2 separate regions of the Homo sapiens genome follow, and region 2 is linked to region 1. A link is an interaction called in ENCODE POLR2A ChIA-PET data of the cell type or tissue named here. Cell type or tissue: endothelial cell of umbilical vein. All regions are shown on one strand. Links, peaks and the distances in the headings refer to the core of each region. The heading gives the core; the rest is flanking DNA. Region 1 overlaps SPRY4-AS1 (SPRY4 antisense RNA 1). Region 2 has its middle 20 kb from the start of SPRY4-IT1.

Region 1 (12,129 bases), core at 1,720-9,719:
AGGCAGCTCTCCGAAGCGGCTCCAGTGAAACTTTTCTTCTGCCTGTTGTTTCAGGTGTCCTGTGTCACATCCCCTTTGGGACAGGAAGTGTCCTATGTCACTGTTTTCTCCTCTTGTTCTGATATCAAAGGCTTGACCAGGGAGTTCCTGAGAGAAGATCAGGGGGCTTGGGTTCAGTTACCCACCACCTGCTAGAACAGCGACTTGGCCCCACTGCCAAGTAGGGAACAACACACCCTTTATTAAATAACAACATAATACATAATGCTCACTCCATCCGGTCATTTCAGCTCAGGGATCAGCTTTAAAGTCTCACCAGGGTGGGACAAGCAGAATGGGCTTCATGAGAGGCAGGAGATTTGTGGATGCAAATTCTTTGGATTCCGTGGGTTTGATAGTGGGGCAGTTTCTTGACTGTTCTATCCCTTCCCAAGAAGACTCCAAACAGAAACTGTACCCAACTGGTATCCATGACAGTAATTGCAACTCAAATTGGTGAGAAAGTCACTTAACAGCCAGAAAACGCAGGAGTGATTCCCAGCTCCTCTCCTTCACCAGCCTGGAGCTCCGTAGGTTATTTATCCTCTTGGAGCCATAGTTCCATTTGCTATGAATGGTGGTTAATACCTTTTAATATAGATAAGTGAGCATATTGTAAGGAACATATTATATATCATGCAAACATTTGTTATAACTTTGGGCTCCAAGTACCATAAAACTGTGATAGGATTCAGGAAACCACTCCCTTGAATGGATCAACAGCAGGAACTGAGAGAGTGACAGAATGGGCTTGCCAAGAGATTACAGACCTGACTGAAGAGACAGCACATGAACATCTGCCGACAGTTCATCACAGACTCAGTCAAGGATATAAAACTTGGTGGGGCCAGGTGGGTACGCAGAATAGGGGCAGATGCTGTGGATCTTTTTCTTGTCTGCCATGGGCGGGCCCTGGCATTCAAAAGTTGAGTAGTTGATATGGTGACATTCTTCCCCCAAGGGTCCTATTGGATTAAGACTGCTAAAGTTTTGTACCTAACAGCCTGCCCCCACCCCCCGCCATATATGTGCATACCTGCTGACCGTCTGCAGGGAATGTTCAGTAGACCTACCAGCTCCCCACCTGTCAGCTCCTTCACATCCTTTGTGTCTGAGTTCAGATGGGCCTCCCCATTCTGCTTCTCTACTACAGCATCCTCACCATTCCCTCCATAGCGGGTTCCCAGTGGATGGCCACATGTTCCTGTTTTACATCTTGGCGGTCTCTTCCCATGGACCATAAACCGCAAAAGGGCAGGGCCTTGTTTGTTGTGTTTACCCAGTGCGTGGCCATGAACTGCTCAACAAATGTTTATCGACTGAACATACAGATGGATGGATGAATGAGTGAACAAATGAACTGATCAAAGGAAGGACTAAAGAGAGGGAAGAATTGCTTCTCAACACTGGGAGATATACATTCAGTAAAAGTAGCAGTATTCTGGTGGAAAAATTTGAGGCTAAACTTCAGGATTATGAATCCATGGTTTTATTAATACCTGTTTGGAGAAAATGACAGAGAACTCTTAACCAATTCATCTGTCCTGGTGGTTTGTGCAACTTAAACATTGCCTTCTTAAGTCTTTGGAGGGGACCATGGAGCTGACCAGTCTCCCAAGATGACCTTGTGTGGCCCCAGGCAAGGCTGGACAGGCAAGCGTCTCTACCGCCACTTGAAACCTTTAACCCAACTCCAACGGGGCTGGAAGGGCCTAGAATCTTGAGAGTAGCTCCCCTGGGAATGAGCTCACAGAATTACTATTCCCCTCGACTGCAAGAGCCAAACCGCTGAGTATGCACCATCCAAACTCAAGGCTGTAGCTCACTGGGCAAAAGGGAGGTCATGGTGCAGAATGCTGGATGCCGCAGCCCCTGGAGAGGGGATAAAAAAAATCAACCCCAAACACAGCTAAGCTTTGAGGGACGTGATGGGTACACCTGAGGCTTTGCTGCCCAGCCTTAAGAAAATGTTTATGAAGAAAACCAGAGGGGAAAGAAAGAGGGGGGAGGTCGATGATTAAAAATACAACTAGAGCCACAGGAGAGGAAATGTCTCCGCTATGACTCCCAGCAGGTCACTATTGTGGATGAGAAGTAATACCACTTGAAAAGCGCCAAACAGGAAGGAATGGCGTGAGGGGGGAAATGAGAGCTCGGACTAGGCCAAAAAAAATTTTTTTGTTTAAAAACAAATGTCCTTTCGAGCAAAACTGTTCTATAGGGAGATACCTCATCACAAGTTTCTCTCTCTGTTTTAGAGCATTTTCTTCCCTGGTGTGCGTTCTTTTTGACTTTGGCAGGGAGGAGCAGGCCCTCTCTGCTTCTCTCCCCCTTTCTTTTTCCTGTTTTCTCTTTGGCCACCTCACAGGCTTCCTACACCTTCTGGATTCCAAGAGCATCCTGAGGATATTTACTCGCAGGAAGCTAGGCAAGGAGGGAATTGACACAGTCATTAGGTGACATGAGCCTGCTGACAAGCTGCCAGCTCAGCCTACTGGATATATAACTGAAAAGCCAGCGTTTCACTCAAACTAGGTCACCTCCAAGCGCTGTGGATGTCAGCGGGGAGTTCACCACAGACCGAGAACTGAGGAGCCAAGAGGTTAGTGGTTTCCCCTGGGGACAAGCGGAGGTCACACAAGGGGAAGACAAAGACAAACAGGGGAATTTGTGAGAATGGACAAAGCGGAAGACTGGGAGTGAGGCATCCATAGGCAAGTGGATTTCTAAAAGCAAGCCGTAGAGATCTGGCCGTTGAGGTCTGAGCAGGCCACGGAAGCATATCCTGTGCCACTTATGTGGCATTTGGCACTCTGTTTTCATGCACTCACTTCTATTTGCTTGCTAAGTATTCTCTCCGTTGAACTACAAAAGTTCCTCCAAATAAAGTGTCAATTCCTTGTGTCTATTAATATTTTGTCGTGTCTTCAATTTCACCAAATACTGAGCCAGACCCAAAGCTGACATTTAATAAATGCCTGATGATTGTGCGATTGTGAAAAAAAAAAAAAAAACAGAGTGAATCTGATGAACACATGGACTACAGAGTGAGTCAAACTTGAGTTTGACAGTTGGCTCCATTTGTTGTTAGCTGTATCCCTTTGAGTAACCTCTCTAAGCTCTGCATGCGTCAGGCTCCTCATTTATAAAGTAAGGATGTCGTATTGCCCATCTCATCTGGTTCTTGTGAGGATTTGGAGAGGAAGTATGTATTATGGGCCTGGCACAAAGTAAAAATTCAATAACTGTGGACTATTATTAAATTTCAGTTACTATGACCACTGTGGTTGATGATAGGCCACTCCCTGGCTTTGGGTTTTCCTGAGAGCCTCCAGGCCTGTCTGGGTTTTGCTCTTAACAGAACACCTGAAAAGTACCCAGCCAGGGTGCCTAAATCTGCCAACCTGGCAGACTTAGGATGAGAGCAGCAACAGGTGCATCGTGTCCAACTGAAGACAGACTCCCTTCTGAATCGGTGATAGGCTGGCAAGATACACCAGTTTTCAGCAAGGCACTTTATGTCATCTGTCACTTCACCCTTGTGGTTAATGACAGAGGAAATCAGATGATAACACAACTAAATGGAATGTTAACGGGTGGAATATCCACATGAGCACTGCTCAGACTGTGCTCTCTACAACATTTATATACAGGTTATCATGGCAGGGAAGGGGAGAGCCTCATGGTCAGTTACGTTTGGAAAATTACATCTAACAACTTCTTCTCAGAGTTTGTGATATGCTCATAAGCATCATGAGCCTTCCAGAAGGGATTACGGTAGACAGCACTATCTAAACATATTTGATTACAGGGCTCTGGTTGGTTTGGGGTTGTTTTGTATAAATTTAAGAGGTACGAGTGCAATGTTGTTACATGGATATATTGTGTAGTGGTTAAGTCTGAGCTTTAGTGTATCCATCACCCAAATAATGGATGTCGTACCCATTAAGTAATTTCTCACTATCCACCCTTTTCTCCTTCCTCACCCTTCTGAGTCTCCAGTGTTGCTCACAGGGCTCTGTTATTGAGTATCCTTCAGGCTGGTATTCTTCAGAATATGCTTTGAACCAGGTGTCGTGGCCAGTGCCTGTAGTCCCAGTTACTCAGGCTGAAGCAGGAGGATCAAGGCCAGCCTGGTCAATATAGCAAGACCATGTCTCAATCAATCAATCAATAGCCTGCCAAAGGTGACCTCAAGAGAGGATATTGAAAAAAAAAAAAAGGAATATGCTTTGAGAAATGCTCATCCATGTTCAAAGGAGATGTGACACCAACCCTGGCAGGAGTAACTGAGGGGCATGTCGTTGGCTCTGTCTTTGACCCTGTCTGGTTCAACATCATTAATTTGCTGGCATGCTGATCAGATTTGAAGATGACCCTAAACTAGGCAGGGAGTCTGAGAGGGGAGATGGTATAATCAGGACAATGGACTAACAAGATACTTTATAGAAATAAATAACAGGAACAGATCCCGCATACATAGTCCAGAAACCACACAAACCATCCAGGATGGTGGAAGATAGTACATGTGAAAAAGACTCATGTAGTACATGTGAAAAAGACTCAATGTAGTACATGTGAAAAAGACTCAGGACTCTGGTGACTGTGGAGAGAGAGAGAACAAAAAGCTGGCAGCCAGGCGCGGTGGCTCACACCTATAATCCCAGCATTTTGGGGGCCAAGGTGGGCAGATCGCTTGAGCTCAGGAGATCTAGACCACCCCGGGCAATGTAATGAGACTTTAACTCTTAAAAAAAAAAAAAATCAAGAACATTAGCCAAGCATGGTAGCATGTACCCGTAGTCCCAGCTACTCGGGAGGCTGAAGCAGGAGGATCACTTGAGCCTGGGAGATGGAGACTGCAGTGAGCCAAGATTTTGCTACTGCACTCCAGCCTGGGTGATTGGGTGATGGAGTGAGACCCTGTCTCAAAAAGAAAGAAGGAAAAAGAAAGCTGGATCTTTGATAAAGGAATCTGAGCCTTTGGATTAAGTCTCACCTGAAGACACTGCTACCCTGCTGCCCCCAGCCCTGTAAATACACCAACGAATTCTGTTTAAATTTTTTTTTTAATCTGCAACATAAACATTCCAAACTGACAGCACTATTAAGTGTACCAAGGTTTCCAAAGCAGATATTACACTTTTAGGAAGAACTGAAAGAAGCCTCGGGTCAAATGAAAGACAGACAGCTTACCCTTCCTGCTGGTCAGGTGGCTTTTTAGCTTGTACATGATTCTGGGTACCAAAATTAGAGGGATACAGACATACTAGGAAAAACTATCAGGATTACGAGGATCCCTGAAACCATGTTCCATGGAGACTTATGTAAAAATAAATAAATAAAAGAGACTCAGGGCCAGGCGCGATGGCTCACGCCTGTAATCCCAGCACTTTGGGAAGCCGAGGTGGCGGGTGGATCATGAGGTAAGGAGTTTGAGACCAGCCTGGCCAATATAATGAAACCCCATCTCTACTAAAAATACAAAAAATTAGCTGGGCATGGTGGTGGGCACCTATAATCCCAGCTACTTGGGAGGCTGAGGCAGGAGAATTGCTTGAACCCAGGAGGCGGAGGTTGCAGTGAGCCGAGATCGTGCCACTGCATTCCAGCCCAGGTGACAGTGCGAGACTCCGTCTCAAAAAAAAAAAAAAAAAAGAGAGACTCAGATAAACAAGAGATCCAAAAACTTGAGAAGGTCTAGCCTTCCAAACAGAAGATCTGTGAGGGATATGGCATTCCATGAGGAATCCAATGCTTTTTAATCTTCTACAGCCAACAGACTCTCTTGAAAAACTGTTGAAAGCTATGGGAACTCTCCGCAGGGAATTGTACATGGAAACCAAATTCTACAAACATTTTTAGGGGATTGCTGCCCCTCCACCACCACTGCCAAAGCCCATCCACAGACAACCCCCGTAGAAGACCAAAACCAGCGTTCAGAGCCTCGGGATTAGGCATCACCTGTGTAACGCCCACCCCTTGCCAAAGTCATAAACCAGAACCAATGGATGGGTGTCATATGGAGGTGAGCATCGGCTCAGTAAAAAGACTTCCTATCATGCCTGCCATCTGGAAACAGAAAAGGCTGCCTGGCATGTAGGGAGCTTGTCATCACTGCAGGTTTTCAATAAAAAACTGAATTAGCATTTTCAGGAAAGTCATAGAGAGGGTTCAGTCATGCCACTAGACTAAATGACCCAAGGCCTTTTAGGACTTTGCTACTTAAAATGTAGTCTGAGGGCCAGTAGCATTGGCATCATCTGGGAGCTTGTTAGAAGTGCAGAATCTCAGGTTCATGTCTTAGAGCAGTGCTTCTTAAGCTCTGACTCATCTGCATGTCAGAGCTTAAGAAGCACTGCTCTAAGATTTTCTAAGGGGAGAGAAATAAAAATATTCTGGTCCCTCAGCAGCAGTCTTGCACCTATGCCTTCAGAGAGCTGCCCTTTTAGCTTTATGTAAGTTTGGATTTTAGAAGTGAGGGCCCTGCTATAAAACCTCATCCCACCCTCTACCATGAGTTACTATAACACTAACATGAGTTAGCTATCTTCTCAAAGGTTGCTCATGGAGAACCTAGGGGAAGAGTGGAATAATTCCTGCTTTGTCTCTAAGCCAGTTCCTGAACTTCTACAAGGAAATAGTAATTTAAAAATATTTATCCTCATGACTCTTTTTTTTTTTTTTTTTTGAGGAATAGGGTCTTGCTCTGTTGCCCAGGCTAGAGTGCAGCAGTGCAATCTTAGCTCAGTGTAACCTCAAACTCCTGGGCTCAAGGGATCCTTCCACCTCAGTCTCCCCACTAGCTAGGACTTACAGGTATGTACTGCCACACCCAGCTAATTTTTTTTTTTTTTTTTTTTTTTTTTTTAGCTGAGGGCCCAGGTTGGTCTCTAACTCCTAGCCTCAAGCAATCCTCCTGCCTCATCATCTTTAATAACAATAACATATAATTTATTGTGATCTCACATGAGCCATATACACTGCTAAGTGCCTTTTGAATCCCTTGTCTTACTTAACCCTTACAATAACACAACAGGGTAGGTAATATCATTTTTTCTCCCATTTTTCAGGTGATAAATCTGAGACTCAGAAAGGGTAAGTGACTTGCTCAAGGCCACACAGCTGGTGAGTGGGGAAGCTAGGTCCTGACATGAAAGTTCAAGTTCTTAACCACGAAGCCCCACACCTATTTCCTTTAGAGGAAATTTCTTGCCTTCTACTCTTTTCAGTAAGCAGTAATGGTAGCCTGAAGGTTGTCAAGTTCCCACAGCACTCATCCAAGTTATCTAGGGATAAAGCCAGGCTGTTGACCAGGTAGCCACAGACACAGGTGCACTAGGGTCTCAGATCTCAGCCCTCCATTATATTCCGTTCATTACACAGGAAGACTTAGAGGTCACGCTTTCAAATCCTGGCCCCTTCCTCATTATCTGCTCCAGCATCAGAGTTCTCCCAGGCCTGTATTGACTTGCTTTATCTCCTGGCTGCTGTCCCATCTCCATTAGATCCCAGGCATTTGAGCAAAGTACACAGCTATCCAGTTCTGACTGAACGGAATTGACTCGCCATTCCTTCTCTATAATTTTGGGCATAGTCTGAGAGGATTTAGAAGGTGTCATTGACTTGGAATTACAGTTCTTTGTTACAGAATGAATTTCCGGACCATGCTGAAGAGAGACCTTGCATTTACACAAGCAGCTTTGTTCCTGTCAAAGTGTCCCTCTAATTGCATTGTGCACATTCATTCTGGACTTTGCTTCTCAAGAAGGAACTTTATCAAAGAGAACACTGACTTCCTATAGCACTTAACAACTGCAGCCTTCATTTGGAAATTAATGATGAGCTGCATATACTCTCTTCTACTTATGTTCATTAACTTTTTTATTTCCTACAGCTATTAAACCTTTTGTATGTCTTTGTATAATATGCCCCCACTAGGTCCCGTAAAGCAAAAACCACATTTTACTTAACTTTGTTTCCATCACAGCAGTCTAGCACACTGCCTTGTCTGCATTAAACATTTGATGACCACATGACTGATTGGTAACTAACCGACTGCATTTTACATATTACCATGCACATCTGTTGCTATGCCCAAAGTGAATTCACTCTTCCAGATACTGAACTTATGTGGAGGGAGAAACTTGAAGGGGGAGTGAGGGGAAACACTCTAAGCATGTCGAGAGCCTGAAGCAGATGGTGCTGTATAAAAAACCATAACATTATGGTTTCAGCTCTATGAGAAGTAACAATAAAATGTGCTCCCATGAGGTAGGACTAAGCCACTAATCCCCCTGGTACAGCTGGAAGCACAAAAGCTTCTTAAAGTTCAGGGACCTCAACCCACCTGGTTAGACAATAACCAGGCCAAAGCCTCATTTCTCAGCTGCTTTTGTTATCACTTGCTCCAACTCCCAAAACACTTAAAGAGAATTGTGGGAATTTTAAAATAAACTTGCTTGAGAAATGGGCCAGAATTGTATCATTTTCTTACAAAAACAAAAAATCCTTAATACTAGCTAGAAAAAAAAAACAAACAGGGCATTTCCTCCAGTTATTAAAAAAAATTCAGTAAATAAAATTTTTTAATTTCTACTAGGTACTGATTCGCTGTTTGAAATTTTGTCAGATTTCTCTCCTCTTTATGAGACTCTCAACAGGTGACTCTTCCTGGTCTATTTTTCATTCAATAAATAGTTCTAGAGAGCTGACTATGCTCTCTAAGGCTAGAATCTACTCAGTGCATAGACAAAAACAGAAGTGAGCTGTTCGTACGGCTTCTTCACATGTGGTTCCTTCAGTACCGAAATTTCATCTGCTCTAATGATCAACTTTACCCCTAGAATCTTTTTTTTTTTTTTTTTTTTTGAGACAGAGTCTCACTCTGTTCCCCAGGCTGGAGTGCAGTGGTGCACTCTCGGCTAACTGCAACCTCTGCTCCCAGTTTCAAGTGATTCTCCTGCCTCAGCCTCCCGAGTAGCTGGGATTACAGGTGCACACCACCATGCTCAGCTTAGTTTCGCATTTTTAGTAGAGATGGGGTTTCACTATGTGGCCAGGCTGGTCTTGAACTCCTGACCTCAGGTGATCTGCCCACCTCGGCCTCCCAAAGTGCTGGGATTACAGGTGTGAACCACCACGCCCAGCCTAGAATCTTTAACAGGATGCAGGAACCCCCAGACCACAAAGGAAGGGGAGATAATACAGCTGAAAGCACTGCACAGTTCAAACCCTGTCTCTGTTACTCATGCGAGTACGGGCCCTCACCATGCTTCAGTTACTCACACATAAAATGGGGAAGAAAACACTTCCTCTCTCAGAACAAAAGTGCCTGGTGCTTGCATAAATATTCTTTGTATAAATATTCATATCTATAAATATTATCATACAACCTTAACCCAGGGGTTGAAGACTAAAGTGTCTGTTGGTACAAACGAGTGTAGGAACTGGGTCAAGTGAACAGGAACTCAGAGTCAGGGAAGTGGGGGACTGGTGGGGCTGGGGGTGAGCCAGAGAACACCACCTCGCTAAGGGACTGGCCTGATGCAGCACGAGCCAATTGTGACCTCAGGGGATATGGCCCAGTGTCCTCTCTTTTTCTGATTTTTCAAGAGAAGCCAGCTCTCCACGGTTTGACAGGAAATCTCCTAATTTTTATTTATTTATTTATTTTTGAGATGGAGTTTCGCTCTTGTTGCCCAGGCTGGAGTGCAAATGGTGCGATCTCAGCTTCCTGCAACCTCCGCCTCCTGGGTTCAAGCAATTCTCCTGCCTCAGTCTCTTTTATAGCTGGGATTACAGGCAGATGCCACAACAGCCAGCTAATTTTTGTATTTTTAGTAGAGACAGGGTTTCACCATGTTGTTCAGGCTGGTTTCAAACTCCTGACCTCAGGTGATCCACCCGCCTCAGTCTCCCAAAGTGCTGGGATTACAGGCATGAGCCACTGCGCCCAGCTGAAAGCTCCTAATTTTTAAACGTTGGGAGGCAATATGGTGCAACAGTTAGGAGCAGGAACTCCAAAACCAGACCATCTAGGTTTATAAACCTCAGTTCTGCCATTTACCTGCATGTGATTTTTAACAACCTATTTAACCTCTTCATGTCCCATTTTCCTCATCTAAAAATAGATAATAATTAGTATCTATTTCATAAGGTTACTACGAGGAATAAAAGGTCAACATAAATGTATATACACAAGACCAGCCTGTGCAACATTGCAAGACCCCATCTCTACAAAAAAAAAAAAAAAAAGGGGGCAAAGGACTCAAATAGATGTTTTGCCAAAGGAAACATATGAATGGCCAACAGGTGTATGAAAACATGCTCAACATCACTAATCATCAGGGAAATGCAAAATGAAACCACAATGAGATACTACTAAAAGCCTGTCAGGATGGCTATTATTTAAGAAAACAAAAATAAATTGTAAAAGACAACAAGCATTGATGAGGATGTGGAGAAATTGGAACCTTGGTACACTATTAGTAAGAGTACAAAATGGTGGAACTACTATGGAAAAAAGTACGGAAATTCCTTAAAAAATTAAAAATAGGACTACTACATGATCCAGCAATCCCACTTCTGGTTATTTATTTAAAATAATTAAAATTAGGATGTGAAAGAGCTAACTGCACTCCATGTTCATTACAGCACTTATTCACAATAGGTAAGATTTGGAAACAACCTAAATGTCATCCAAAGATGAATGATTTTTAAAATGTGGTATATACATATAACAGAATACTATTCAGCCTTAAAAAGAGAAGAAAACCCTGCAATACATGACAACATGGATGAACTTGAAGGACACTGTGCCAAGTGAAATAAGCCCGTCAGAGAAGGACAAATACTGCATGATTCTATTTATAGGAGAGATCTAAAATTGCTGAACTCATGGAATCAGAGGAGAATGGGGTTACCAGGGGCTGGGGCAAAAGGGAAATTTGTAGTCGCTAATCAATGGGTACAGTATAAAGTTTCAATTATGCAAGATTAAGTCCTAGAGATCTGCTGTATCACACTGTACCTATAGATAGCAATACCATATCATACACTTAAAAATCTGGCCAGGCACAGTGGTTCATGCCTGTAATGCCAGCACTTTGGGAGGTGGAAGTGGGTGGATCACGATCAGGAGTTCGAGACTAGCCTGGCCCACATGGTGAAACCCTGTCTCTACTAAAAATACCAAAAATTAGCCAGGCGTAGTGGCAGGTGCCTGTAATCCCAGCTACTCAGGAGGCTGAGACAGGAGAATCACTTGAACCCAGGGGGGCAGAGGTTGCAGTGAGCCCAGATTACACCATTGCACTGTAGCCTGGGCAACAAGAATGAAACTCCGTCTCAAAAAAAAAAAATCTATGAAGAAGGCCAGGTGCAGTGGCTCACAGGTGCAATTCCAGCACTTTGGGTGGCCGAGGCAGGTAGACCACTTGAAGTCAGGAGTTCAAGACCAGCCTGGCCAACATGTCAAAACCCAATCTCTACTAAAAATACAAAAATTAGCCGGGCATGGTGGGGCACACCTGTAATCCCAGCTACTTGTGAGGCTGAGGCAGGAGAATCGCTTGAACCCAGGAGGCAGTGGTTGTAGTTAGCCAAGATCGTGCCACCGCACTCTGGCCTCCACAATACAGCGAGACTCCGTCTCAGAAAAAAAAAAAAAAGAAAAAAGAAAAAAAAAAAAAGGCCGGGCACAGTGGCTCACACCTGTAATCCCAGCACTTTGGGAGGCCGAGGCAGGCAGATCACCTGAGGTCAAGAGTTCAAGACAAGCCTGACCAACATGGTGAAACCCTGTCTCTACTAAAAAAACAAAATTAGCTGGGTGTGGTGGCACATGCCTGTAATCTCAGCTACTTGGGAGTATGAGGAAGGAGAATCACTTGAACCAGGGAAGTGGAGGTTTCGGTGAGCCAAGATCACGCCATTGCACTCCGGCCTGGGCAATAAGAGAGAAACTCCATCTCAAAAAAATAAAAATAAAAATAAAATAATTTTCAAAAGAAATTTGGATTTTGGGTTCTCGGAGGGGAAATACCACCCTGGGGCATTTTGGATATATCACAATTTGTTTACCCATTC
Region 2 (12,129 bases), core at 2,823-10,822, 130 kb after region 1:
GGTTTAATCCACCTACTTCTGTTCTGTGGATGGAGATGTGAGACCCTGAGAGGAGACAAGCGGCTTGCCCAAGGTCCCACAGAAGCTTAGTTGCAAAGCCAAGAACAGCAGCCAGGTTTTCTATCTCTCTAGGAAATTGTGGTTTTATGAACCAATCTATAGCGTCTCCAAAAAAAAAATTCTACAAAAGTGACATCACCCTTAATGATGTATCAGTAACACTCCCACTTGGCCATACCCTGATTCTCCCTGTTCTGCATCTGATTCTTTGCCACCACTCCTACAGTGAACGGTGATTTGCTGACTTGTTCGCAGCCTGTCTGTTCCCCACTGGGGGATAAGCTCGATGAGAGCAGACAACTTGGCCTCTTTTGTCCACGACTCTAGTGCTTCCCGGCCTTCTTCACAATCCACATAAACGTGATATTTGGGTTGTCCACTGAGGTAAACCAACAAGTTAACTTCCAGGGACACTGATATCCAGGGGCTCTGTCCTCCCCAGGTCTCACCCACTGCCGTGAGAGTGGGGGACCAGTAATTTCAATATACCTCACATCTTTTGGGAAGCTTCCAGTACAGCATCTGGCATAGGAGTGGCAGATGCTCATTAAATGTATTCATTAAAGGTATTAATTAATGAATAATAAACTGAGAGGACAGTCAAAAGAGAGTTGGACATGTAGCCTTAAACTTTATTTCTGTCCTATAGCTATGGCTAGGACCAGGCACAGTGTTTCACACCTGTAATCCCAGCACTGTGGGAGGCTGAAGTGGGAGGATCACTTGAGCCTGGGGAGGTTGAGGCTGCAGTGAGCCAAGATCGTGCCACTGCATTCCAGCCTGGGTGACAGGGAGACCCTGTCTCAAAAAAAAATTGCTACGATTATGTAGCAGTGTTTCCACTGCATAGCCATAATGATAGCGATATAGTACCAGCTTCCAACTTGTATGGCTGACATTTAAGTATTTGCCATGTGCCAGGGTGCTGAGTACAATGTGAACCAACAAAGTGCTTTCTGTCCTTTTTTTTTTTTTTTTTTTTGAGACAGAGTCTTGCTCTGTCACCCAGGCTGGAGTGCAGTGGTGTGATCTCAGCTCCCTACAACCTCTCCATCCCGGGTTCAAGCAATTCTCCCGCCTCAGCCTCCCGAGTAGCTGAGACTACAGGCGCGCACCACCACACCCAGCTAATTTTTAGTAGAGACAGGGTTTCCCCATGTTGGCCGGGATGATCTTGATCTCCTGGACTCATGATCTGCCCACCTTGGCCTCCCAAAGTGCTGGGATTACAGGCGTGAAACACCGTGCCCGGCCAATTTTTGAATTTTTAGTAGAGACAGGGTTTCACCATGTTGCACAGGCTGGTCTTGAGCTCCTGACCTCAAGTGATCCACCTGCCTCAGCTTCTCAAAGTGTTGGGATTACAGGCATGAGCCACTGCACCCGGCTGCATTAGTACTTTTATAACCCCAGTTTTACAGATGAAGAAACTGAGGATCTAGAAGATGAAACCATATGCCCAAGGTTGTGTAGGCCTGACCCTAGACCCTTGCTTTTCTACCCAGCCACCCACCCATGGACACTGGGAAGAGGCATCAGCAGGGTGTCTTGTGGTTACCAATTATGGGGACGGTTGGTGTATAGGGGGAGAGGCCTGAGCCGGAAGCCTTGACTGCATTGTAGAATCACTCATGGGCTGTAAAAGGTCTTCAAAACCCGTAGTTTCCAAAACTGAACCTGGTAGATTCCCACCCCTTAGCTCCCTTTGTCACTTGCCTGTGATGAATACCTTTAAGAAGAATAAAAAGGAGGCCACTGTAGGAATTTATGCCATGTGGTTCTCCTGGCCCTTCTAAAGCATGTATGGCCACCAGACAGATACATTAAGGATCAGTAATGTCATGTTAAAATAACATGACTATTGCAAAAAGGAAAACAGCAGGAAAAATAAAACTCTCCCCACCGTATTCCCAGCTTTAGTGTAACACTTTGGTATATACCATGCATTGATTCATTTAACAAATAGTGAGCGTCTACTATGTGCTAGGCATTGCCCTTCTATCTTTAAAACCATACATGGGATCATACTGCACCAAGCCGTTCTGCAAAATGCTTTTTTCTGTGTATTGTGTAACATTACACATGGATATCCTTCCACACCTCTAGCTCCACCTTGTCTTTTATAATAGCTGGTATTGTGTTGTCGTTCATTTTATGGTCTTATCACCTCCTCTTTCTACCGCCTCCTGTGACAGGCTCTGCTCTCACACCCAGCCACAAACCTCACCTGGACCACACTAGCCACACCCGGACCACACTAGCCACACCCTCTGCTTGCCCTGCCCAGGAGGCCAGTGAGCAAAAACAGGAGACTTGTTGGGTCCCTGCATGAAGTGGGGTCAGGGGGAAGGGGCAGACACAGGGCAGGCTGTGAGGCACTGAGGGGCACAGGACGTTCCCTTTGCCTCAGAAGACCTGCCAAGTGCTATATCTCTGAATTAGGGCAAAATCCTAGATGGTGTGGGATTCACCTTAAAGATAACCAAGAAAATAAACAGGAGGAGACATAAAAGGATATTGCCTTTAAAATCCACAGTTTTGACTGGGCTGTAAGCTTCACATCTGCACAACTTGGAGTATTACACAGTGACCATCATTTATTTATCCAGTTCTTTCTTGTCACTCCCCTTCTTAAAACCCTCTAGTTTCTCCCTCCCCTTGAGTGTAGGCTGGACTTAGTAACCCACTTCCAAAGAACAGAGTATGAAAAGGAAAAATAGCAACTTTACAACCTGACAGATGCCACCTTAACCTGGTGAAGAAGGTTAAACATCACCAGTAATAAGTCATATTGGCCAGGCCCAGTGGCTCACGCCTGTAATCCTAGCACTTTGGGAGGCTGAGGTGGACGGACTGCTTGAGTCCAGGAGTTCGAAACAGCCTGGGCAACATGGTGAAACTCTGTCTCTACAAAAAATGCCAAAAAAATTAACCAGGCATGGTGACGCACGCCTGTATCCCATCTACTTGCGAGCCTGAGGTGGGAGGATCCCTTGAGCCATGGAGTTGGAGCTTGCGGTGAGCCATGATGGTGCCAGTGCACTCCAGCCTGGGCAATGGAGCGAGACCCTGCCTCAAAAATAAGAAGTCATGTTATCAGATACCCCTGATATCATGTGGTGAGAGGGACACTTCACCTCTGGTATTCTTTCCCAAGATTCATAATTTTAACCTAATCATGAGAAAACATCCAACAAACCCAAATTGAGGGACCGTCTACAAAATACCTCACCAGTACTGTTCAAAAGTGTCCAGGTCCTGAAAAACAAGGAAAGACGGACAAATTGTCACAGACTGGGAAAAACATGATAAGTAAATGTTTTCCTGGACTGGATCCTGGAACAGAGAAAGGCCAGTAGTTGAAAAACTGGTAAAATCTGAATAAAATCTAGACAGGATTGTGCCAATGTTAATTTCTGATTTAGATAAATGTACCATGGTTTTGTAAGATATTAAAATTAGGGAAAGCTGGCTGAAAAATATAGGGCAATTCTCTGTACCATCTTTGCAACTCTTCTGTAAATCAAAAATTATTCCAAAATAAAAAGGGTTTAAAAATAATTAAAAACAAACAGGCCAAGTGCGGTGGCTCACGCCTATAATCCCCACACTTTGGGAGGCTGAGACTGGCGGATTGCTTGAGGTCAGGAGTTCGAGACCAGCCTGGACAACATGGCGAAACCCCGTCTCTACTAAAAATACAAAAATTAGCTGGGCATGGTGGTGCACACTTGTAATCTCAGTTACTCGGGAGGCTGAAGCAGGAGAATCGCTCGAACTCAGGAGACAGAGGTTGCAGTGACCAGAGATTGTACCATTGCACTCCAGCCTGGGCGACAGAGCAAGACTCCATCTCAAATAAATAATAATAATAATAAATAAATAAACAATAAACTTCAGTTCCTTCTCATTGGTTTTAGGAATAAAGTCAGACTTCTTACTGAAGCCTGTAAGACCCTACCTAATCTAGCCCTGGCTACCTCCATCCTCTCCCACCCTTATCTTGTGCCCCTTCCCACACCTCCTATAACTCTCTCAAGAAGCTAAGCAGCCCTTTCCTGCTTCTGAGCCCTTCCTGCTTCAGAAGCTCTTGCTGCTGCCAGGAATACTCCATAGTCCTCCACTCCCTTACCCACGGCTCACTCCTTCTTACCCTCAGGAAGGTAAGAAGGCCTTCCTGGGCTGCCCTGATATTCTCTTTGCTGTCCTTATTTCCTTTGCTGTCTTTTCCTTTGCTGTCCTTATTTCAATTTGCAATTATATCACACATGTGCTCATTACTTTATTTGCTATCTGTCTTTTCCCCTTCAAAGGCAGTTTTATTTTTATTTGCTTATTTTTTATTTATTTATTTATTTTTGAGATGGTGTCTTGCTCTGTCACCCAGGCTGGCATCTGCTCACTGCAACCTCTGCCTCCTGGGTTCAAGCGATTCTCCTGCCTCAGCCTCCTGAGTAGCTAGGATTACAGGCGCCCACCACCACGCCCAGCTAATTTTTGTATTTTTAGTAGAGACGGGGTTTCACCATTGTGGCCAGGCTGGCTTAGAACTCCTGACCTCAAATGATCCGCCCACCTCGGCCTCCCAAAATTCTGGGATTACAGGCGTGAACCACTGAATCAAAGGCAGTTTTATTCACTGCTCTATCTGCAGGTTCTAGACACTACCTAGTTATCCATATTGGTTATCACTATATTGACTATCAGTACTTTTTTCTTTTCTTTTAATGAATGAACCCCTCCCCCACTGATAGACATTTACATTGCTTCCACATTTTTTTGATCACAGCCACTGTGGCAGACACCTTGGTTGATAGCTATCCTTCATTTTTTATTGCTGCCCCACGTTTGTTCTGGAGTTCACCCCCTTCCCATGTGACTCAGGGAAGAATAACCCTATTCACGTCTCCAGCTGTAAAACCCAGAGGAGTCTTATCAAATGTGACTGTACCAGGTGTTGGCATGTGATGCAGTGCAGGCCGATGGGAGGTGAGGGGAAATCTAGGGGGACTTCTGGGAAGTTTCTTTGTTTTATTTTGTTTTTTTTTGAGATGGAGTTTTGCACTTGTTGCCCCAGGCTGGAGTGCAATGGGGCGATCTCGGCTCACCGCAACCTCTGCCTCCTGGGTTTAAGCAATTCTCCTGCCTCAGCCTCCCAAGTAGCTGGGATTACAGATGCACACGATCACGCCCGACTAATTTTGTATTTTTAGTAGAGATGGGGTTTCTCCATGTTAGTCAGGCTGGTCTCAAACTTTCGACCTCAGGTGATCCACCCACCTCAGCTTCCCAAAGTGCTGGTATTACAGGCATGAGCCGCCACGCTGGGTGAGCTGGTTTATGACTGGCAGCCAAAGGCTTCCTAACTTACAGAGCTAGTACATTTTTCTATTTCTTTACAAGGCTGGTGTTTAGAATTATCATAGGGTTGGGAAGGTCATAACTCATTGAATTGTATATATTAAATATGCACAGCTTTTTATATGTCAATCATACCTCAATAAAGTTATTGGGAAAAAATTCACCTTGACTATAAGTACAATAAGTCACTATTTTTTGTTGTTGTTTTTTAGAGACAGGGTCTCACTCTGTCACCAGGTTGGGGTGCAGTGGCACAATCATAGCTCACTGCAGCCTCAAACTCCTGAGCTCAAACAGTCCTCTCACCTCAGCCTCCGGAGTAGCTAGGAATACAGGTGTGTGACACCACACCCGGCTAATTTTTTTTTTTTTTTTTTGAGATGGAGTCTTGCTCTGTTGCCCAGGCTGGAGTGCAGTGGTGCAGTCTTGGCTCACTGCAACCTCCACCTCCTGGGTTCAATCGATTCTCCTGCCTCAGCCTCCCAAGTAGCTGTGATTACAGGTACCTGCCACCACACCTGGCTAATTTTTTTTTTTTTTTTGAGATGGAGTCTTGCTCTGTTGCCCAGGCTGGAGTGCAATGGCGTGATCTTGGCTCACCAGAACCTCTGCCTCCCAGGTTCAAGCGATTCACCTGTCTCAGCCTCCCGAGTAGCTGGGACTACAGGCGTGAGCCACCATGCTTGGCCCTAATTTTTTTTTAATTGATTTTTTACATTGCTATGTTGCCCAGGCTAATAAGTCACCATTAAAAACCCTTCCTGAGATTTTCCTTGGAACTAATGTCACAAAGACATGTTTTAAATGGCTCAATGACTATTTTGTAGACAACCATATTCAGCTCTATATGGTCATCTGCAGCATTCAGAGGGTTTGGCTACTAGACTGCCCATAGGTAGTGGCTATTCCCCTCGCCAACCCCTGACACAGGTAGAAGAAATGGAAGAGGAGTTCTAGGGTTTTTCAAAGTGTGTTCTATTAGTTCTTTTAACAACCCCCTTTTTCTCAAAGGCAAGGGGGAGGGCACAGAGCTTCAACTTCTAAAATCTTCCAAAGTGGATCACATGGAATGTTGTCTCTAAAATCAAAATCATATTTTCCTTGTAACTCCAGGAAGGAGGGGGAAGTCAGATCTTAAACAGGTCTCAAATTAGAAACAGTCCCCCCTCCCTCCATGTTATACAGCCCAAGTCTTTCTCTTGTGGACTTTCAGACTGGAGCCCTGCCAAAAATGTAAGCAAGAATTTGGCCCATTGTTACTTTAAATATCCTGTGTCGCAGGCCATCTAGGAATGTCTAAGTATGGGAATTTTCCTTTTGAGGTCTGGGATGTAGATATAAATAAACCATTTGTTGGATTCTGTCTCCATCCTGCCTCTCCTAGCTTCAGTGGCCATGAATAAGGCAGCCTTGTAAATAACGGTTACCAGCCCACTCCGTGGGGGAGGCCGGAAGCGGAATCCATTAGGATCATTTCCCTTTACTCTTTAACAATAACTTATCCAGGCCAGGCGAGCTGGGGAGTAGCTATTTCCAAGGCTGCCCCACACGTCTCTTGAAAATGCAGTCTGGGAGATCATGGTTTAACCTGATTCATCCTGGCCCTTCTGCCTCCATGTTAAAGTTTGAAGAGCTCATATTTCTGGTAGACTGAATAAGAAGAAAGCTTTATTTCCATCTGCCTTACCACCTCTTCCCCAAAAAGGATCTGCTGAAGTTAGCAGATGACACAGATGACCTGGTGGAGGCAGTTTATAGCTGTCTCTCACCTTCTAGCTCTGACTTCCCCAAGTTTCTCTGACCTTGGGATAAGAAAAAACCCAACAACCTGCAAGCACTGCTTTGACACTAAAGGAGCCTCCCCACGTCTCAGTTTCCCCATCTGGAAAATGGGGGTAATAATGACCTCTCTCACACGGACTCTTGTCAGAGGTCAGTGAGAGTCTGTGTATAGCATTTACCATGAGGTAAGAACTCAATAAAGGAAAGAAAACATAGAGCTGAGGGAGAAGGAGGAGAAGAGGGAGACAGAAATAGAGAAACGGAGGGCAGACGGGGAGAACCACAGTGATATGTGGGGTGGGGACAAATTGAGAGCACAGATCTAGAGAGACACAGGAAGGCAGAGGCTGAGATGATATGAGAAGCTCTCGAGGGGAAAAGGAGGGACAAAAGTGGCTTTCTCTCTTGCATAGAGTTGATAAAGCTCCCCAGAGTCCCCACTGCCTGCTGATAAAGGGTCAGGGAAGCTCCACAGCTGAAAAAGGAAAAATTATAACTCAGATCCTCTTATAGTTAGCAGAGATCCAAACAAGAGCAGAGGTAGTGCCTGCTAACTGGCCTTCCCCGAGGGCCTTACAGCTGGTCAACCAGGTCAAGGTCAACCAGGTCAACTAACCTTGACTGAGGGCCCAGTATGTACCAGGCACAGGCCTGGGCTCAGGCTATGTAAGGAGCAAGACCATCATGGAGGGTGCATACATTCTAGAGTGAAGGAGGCAGACAAGAAGCAGGTACGTAAGAAATAGATGGTCAGGATAATTTTAAAGAGTAAAAAATGCTGCAGGGAAATTAAGTCCGGTAACAAGGTAGCAAATGATGCAGGTAGTGGTCAGGGAAGGCCTCTCTTAGAAGGTGATGTTTGAGCTGAAACCTGGTTTGAAATTTGGGGGTCTGAGCCTCCACTGTGGTTTTACCTAGCAGGCTTCCCGGACTTAGTCCTTACATGCACATGCACACCGTAAAAAAGAGACCAAAGAAAAATCTGCAAGAATTGCTCAAATAACACAAGACGGGGATGAACTGGATCTACAGGTCTAGAGTTATTCAGAACTAAAGACGCCTGTCACACGGCTTAAGCAAGAGCAGGAAGGGGCTGCCAGGCCTCTGGGAAGACCTCCCTGGGGAGGGAGCAGGCAGACAAATGGCCCGGATAGAGATCCCCCGCTACGTGATGTTTTCCTTCCTAAAGATAGCGCCCAGCTCACTGAATCACCCGGGCTTCCTCTAACAGCGGAGAAACTTCACACTTCCCAGCCCTGCAGGCCCCCAACCCACCTCTGCCTTTGCCAGGGACTACAGGACCGTGATCTACATACAAAGAAAAGCCCAGGGATGGGGGTTTCAAGGGGAGCCAGGGGAAGAGTTCCAGGCAGGAAGCCTCTCCTTGACCCAGGAATACAAACCGGGTTGGAACTGCTGCCTTCAGGTCAAAGCTGCCAAAACAAAGTTAAAGGTGTAAAAACAAAGTGAGAAGGTCACACAGCTATGGGCCTCTCTCTCTGGAACCCAGGGGTGGGGGTGAGGCGTGTGTGTGAGAAAGACTTGACTAAAAAGCACTTTTCAACCATTTTAACCGCAGATGTCCCTCCACTGCGATGAAAGAGCGTGAGAAGGGTGGGTGCCCAGCATTCGGCGGCTGCTTTCATTCATTCCGTAAACGCGTATTTTTACGCGTTTTAACCGAGCCGAAGTCTCGGTTTCTCTCCCAGCCTGCTTTTCCTACAGCTTTCCTCATCTAAGATTCAATTTACCTGGTAGCTCAGGCCAAAAATCTTGGGCTCATTCTTGGCTTCTTTCTTTATTTCCTACCGTACATCTGATCCAGCAGCAAAATCGTATTGAAAATTTTTTTTTTTTTTTTTTTTTTGAGACAGAGTCTCGCTCTGTTGCCCAGGCTGGAGTACGGTGGCACGATCTCGGCTCACGGCACGCTCCACCTCCCGGGTTCACGCCATTCTCCTGCCTCAGCCTCCCGAGTAGCTGGGACTACAGGGGCCCGCCGCCACGCCCGGCTAATTTTTTGTGTTTTTAGTAGAGATGGGGTTTCACCGTGTTAGCCAGGATGGTCTCGATCTCCTGACCTCGTGATCTGCCCACCTCGGCCTCCCAAAGTGCTGGGATTACAGGCATGAGCCACCGTGCCCGGCCGTGTATTGAAAATTAAAGGTGTACATTCAAATGATTGGATCTGTTCTCACCACCTCTGCCAAAACAGATCCAGAATCCTATCAGTTCTCACCATCTCCACATCTGCCACCATCCTCCAAGCCACCATTCTCTCTCTGGATTATCTCTAAACAGGTCTCCCCCTGCCTCCCCGAGGGAATCAGCTGGGAGCGTTTACCAGCAGGGTGGCCTTGGGCTACTTCACCCCTCTGCTCTTCAGTCTCTGCATCTGAACAGGGGAGAGAGTAATGGTACCCCCCTCATGAGACACTTGTGAAAATGACATAAAAGAAGTCACAGCCTTCCAAGAGTGCCTGGCATAGGAAGTCCTAGCATTCTGATTTGTCTATTGTTTCACTTACCACACTGGTTGTTTAACAGTCATCTCCTCTGGCTGGGCGGGGTGGCTTACGCCTGTAATCCCAGCACTTTGGGAGGCCAAGGCGGGAGGATCACATGAGGTCAGGAGTTCAAGACCAGCCTGACCAACATGGAGAAACCCCATCTCTACTAAAAAATAAAATAAAATAAAAAATTAGCCAGGGGTGGTGGCACATGCTTATAATCCCAGCTACTCAGGAGGCTGAGGCAGGAGAATCGCTTGAACCCAGGTGGTGGAGTTTGCAGTGAGCCCAGATTGTGCCATTGCACTCCAGCCTGGGCAACAAGAGCGAAACTCTGTCTCAAAACAAAGCATAACAGTCATCTCTCATTAGATTGGGTGGCGCTGGGAGGCTGGAGCCATACCTAACACCTAGCACAAAATCAGAAGTTACTCCTCCGCTCAACCCCCTCTCCCCCACATCCCCAGGCTTCTCTTTTCCTTTAAAACAGTGTCTAAAGTCCACGTAGTGGCCCATGGGCTCCAAGTGACCTGTCCCTGACTGTATCTCTTCCACCCACCCTACCTCTTACTCACTTCCTTCCTGCCACATGGCCTTCCTCAGGGTCCTTCCATCACACCAGCATGTTCTGTCTCCCGGCCTTTGGATGTGCTGATCCTTTGGTCTGGAAAGCTCTTTGGCCACATATTTGCATGGCTCGCCACTCCTTCACTTCATTCAGGTCTTTGTTTAGTTGCTACCTCCTCAGAAAGGCCTTATCTATTTTTTTTTTTCCTTTTTGAGACAGAGTCTGGCACTGTCACCCAGGCCGGAGTGCAGTGGCATGATCTTGGCTCACTGCAACCTCCACTTCTCAGGTTCAAGCGATTCTCCTGCCTCAGCCTCCTGAGTAGCTGGGATTACAGGCACTCACCACCACGCCTGGCTAATTTTTGTATTTTTAGTAAAGACAGAGTTTCACCATGTTGGCCAGGCTAGTCTCAAACTCCTGTCCTTAGGTGATCTGCCTGCCTTAGCCTCCCAAAGTGCTGGGATCACAGGCGTGAACCACTGTGCCCGGCCAGAAAGGGCTTATCTGACCTCCCTGTCCAAAATAGTCCACCTTTCAACCTCCCACCTCCCCTTAGCCTAGTTTATATTTCATCACTACCTGCTCTTATTTTATATTTACATTTTTTACTTTAGGTGTTTATTGTCTGTCTTGTCTACTAGAATGTAAGCTCTATGAGGGCAAGGAGTTTGTCTTTGCTCACCATTATATTCCCAGTGCCCAGGAAGCTGGCTTATGGTAGGTGCTTAATAAAAATGTGTTGAATGAACAAATGAACAAATGAATGAATTTACTGGGCGTTCATGCACCACGGCACTGTGTAAGGCACTTTACATATTATATATACATTTGTTCATCCTCACAATTATTATCACTACAAAGTGACTCCTCCCTTTTTTTTTTGAGACAAGGTCTTGCTCTGTCACCCACTCCTGCTCACTGCAGCCTTGACCTCCCAGGCTCAAGTGATCCCCCAGCCTCAGCTCCCTGAGTAGCTGGGACTACAGGGTGTGCCACCACACCTGGCTGGCTAATTTTGTTTATTTATTTATTTATTTATTTTGTAGAGCTGGGGTTTCGCCATGCTGTCCAGGCTGGTCTCGAACTTCTGAGCTCAAACGATCCGCCCACCTTGACCTTCCAAAGTGCTGGGATTACAGGCATGAGCCACTGTGCCTGGCCCATGTGACTCCCATTTTAAAGACAAAGGAAACCAGGTTAAACTCTGAGCTTTGCACAGCAGAGAGAAACTTCCACATGCTGCTCCCTCTGCCTGGAATCCCCTGCCTCCTATTCATTCCTACTTGATGTACTTGACCTTCAAGGTCAACTCGGTCATCTTTTCCTCCATGCAGCCTCTCCTGTGTCAAGCTGGTCAGGTGTCCCTCTGCCACTTAGTGTAGGCTGCCTGGTTTCTCATCCCACCTCCAACAGCAGCTGGGTGGTGTAGGGAGGTTACTTAACCCCTCTTGCATTTTAGTCTCTGCATCTAAAAGGAGGGAGAAAATAGTACCTGCTTCATGAGACAGTTGTGAAGATTAAATAAGGTAAGTAATGACCTTCAAAGAGTGCCTGACATGTGGTAAGTGCATTTGTCTGCACTTCATTGACCATGCTGTGTTATAACTGTTTGTTTAATGTCCATCCCCTTTGCTATGGTTTGAATGTTTGTGTCCCCTCCAAAATTTATGTTCAAACTTAATCCTTGATGCAACAGTATTAAGAGGTGGGGCCTTTAGGAGGTGATTACATAATGAGGACAGAACCCTTATGAATAGGATTAGTGACCATATAAAAGGGCTGGAGGGAACTAGTGAGGTCCTTTTGCCCGTCCATCCCTTCTACCATGTGAGGATACATCATTAA

The links. Peaks named below come from ENCODE experiments on the same cell type or tissue, not always from the same donor. Only the 100,000 strongest peaks of a DNase experiment are listed, where the experiment ranks them.
Region 2: POLR2A ChIA-PET joins it to region 1 with 14 read pairs; 2 of 35 experiments call an interaction of 5 or more read pairs at or near these places.

Annotation. Positions count from the first base shown.
Region 1 is chr5:142,416,871-142,428,999 of GRCh38, reverse strand. The region is part of intron 3 of SPRY4-AS1 (SPRY4 antisense RNA 1); the gene reads right to left. Among named protein-coding and RNA genes, the nearest start is that of SPRY4-AS1, 98 kb to the right of the region's middle. In endothelial cell of umbilical vein, for the core only: no CTCF peak of the experiment used is centred there; DNase peaks (open chromatin) are centred at 2,219 and 2,489; H3K27ac peaks cover 1,986 bases.
Region 2 is chr5:142,291,842-142,303,970 of GRCh38, reverse strand. No RefSeq gene overlaps it. Among named protein-coding and RNA genes, the nearest start is that of SPRY4-IT1, 20 kb to the left of the region's middle. In endothelial cell of umbilical vein, for the core only: no CTCF peak of the experiment used is centred there; DNase peaks (open chromatin) are centred at 6,780, 8,380 and 10,310; H3K27ac peaks cover 4,666 bases.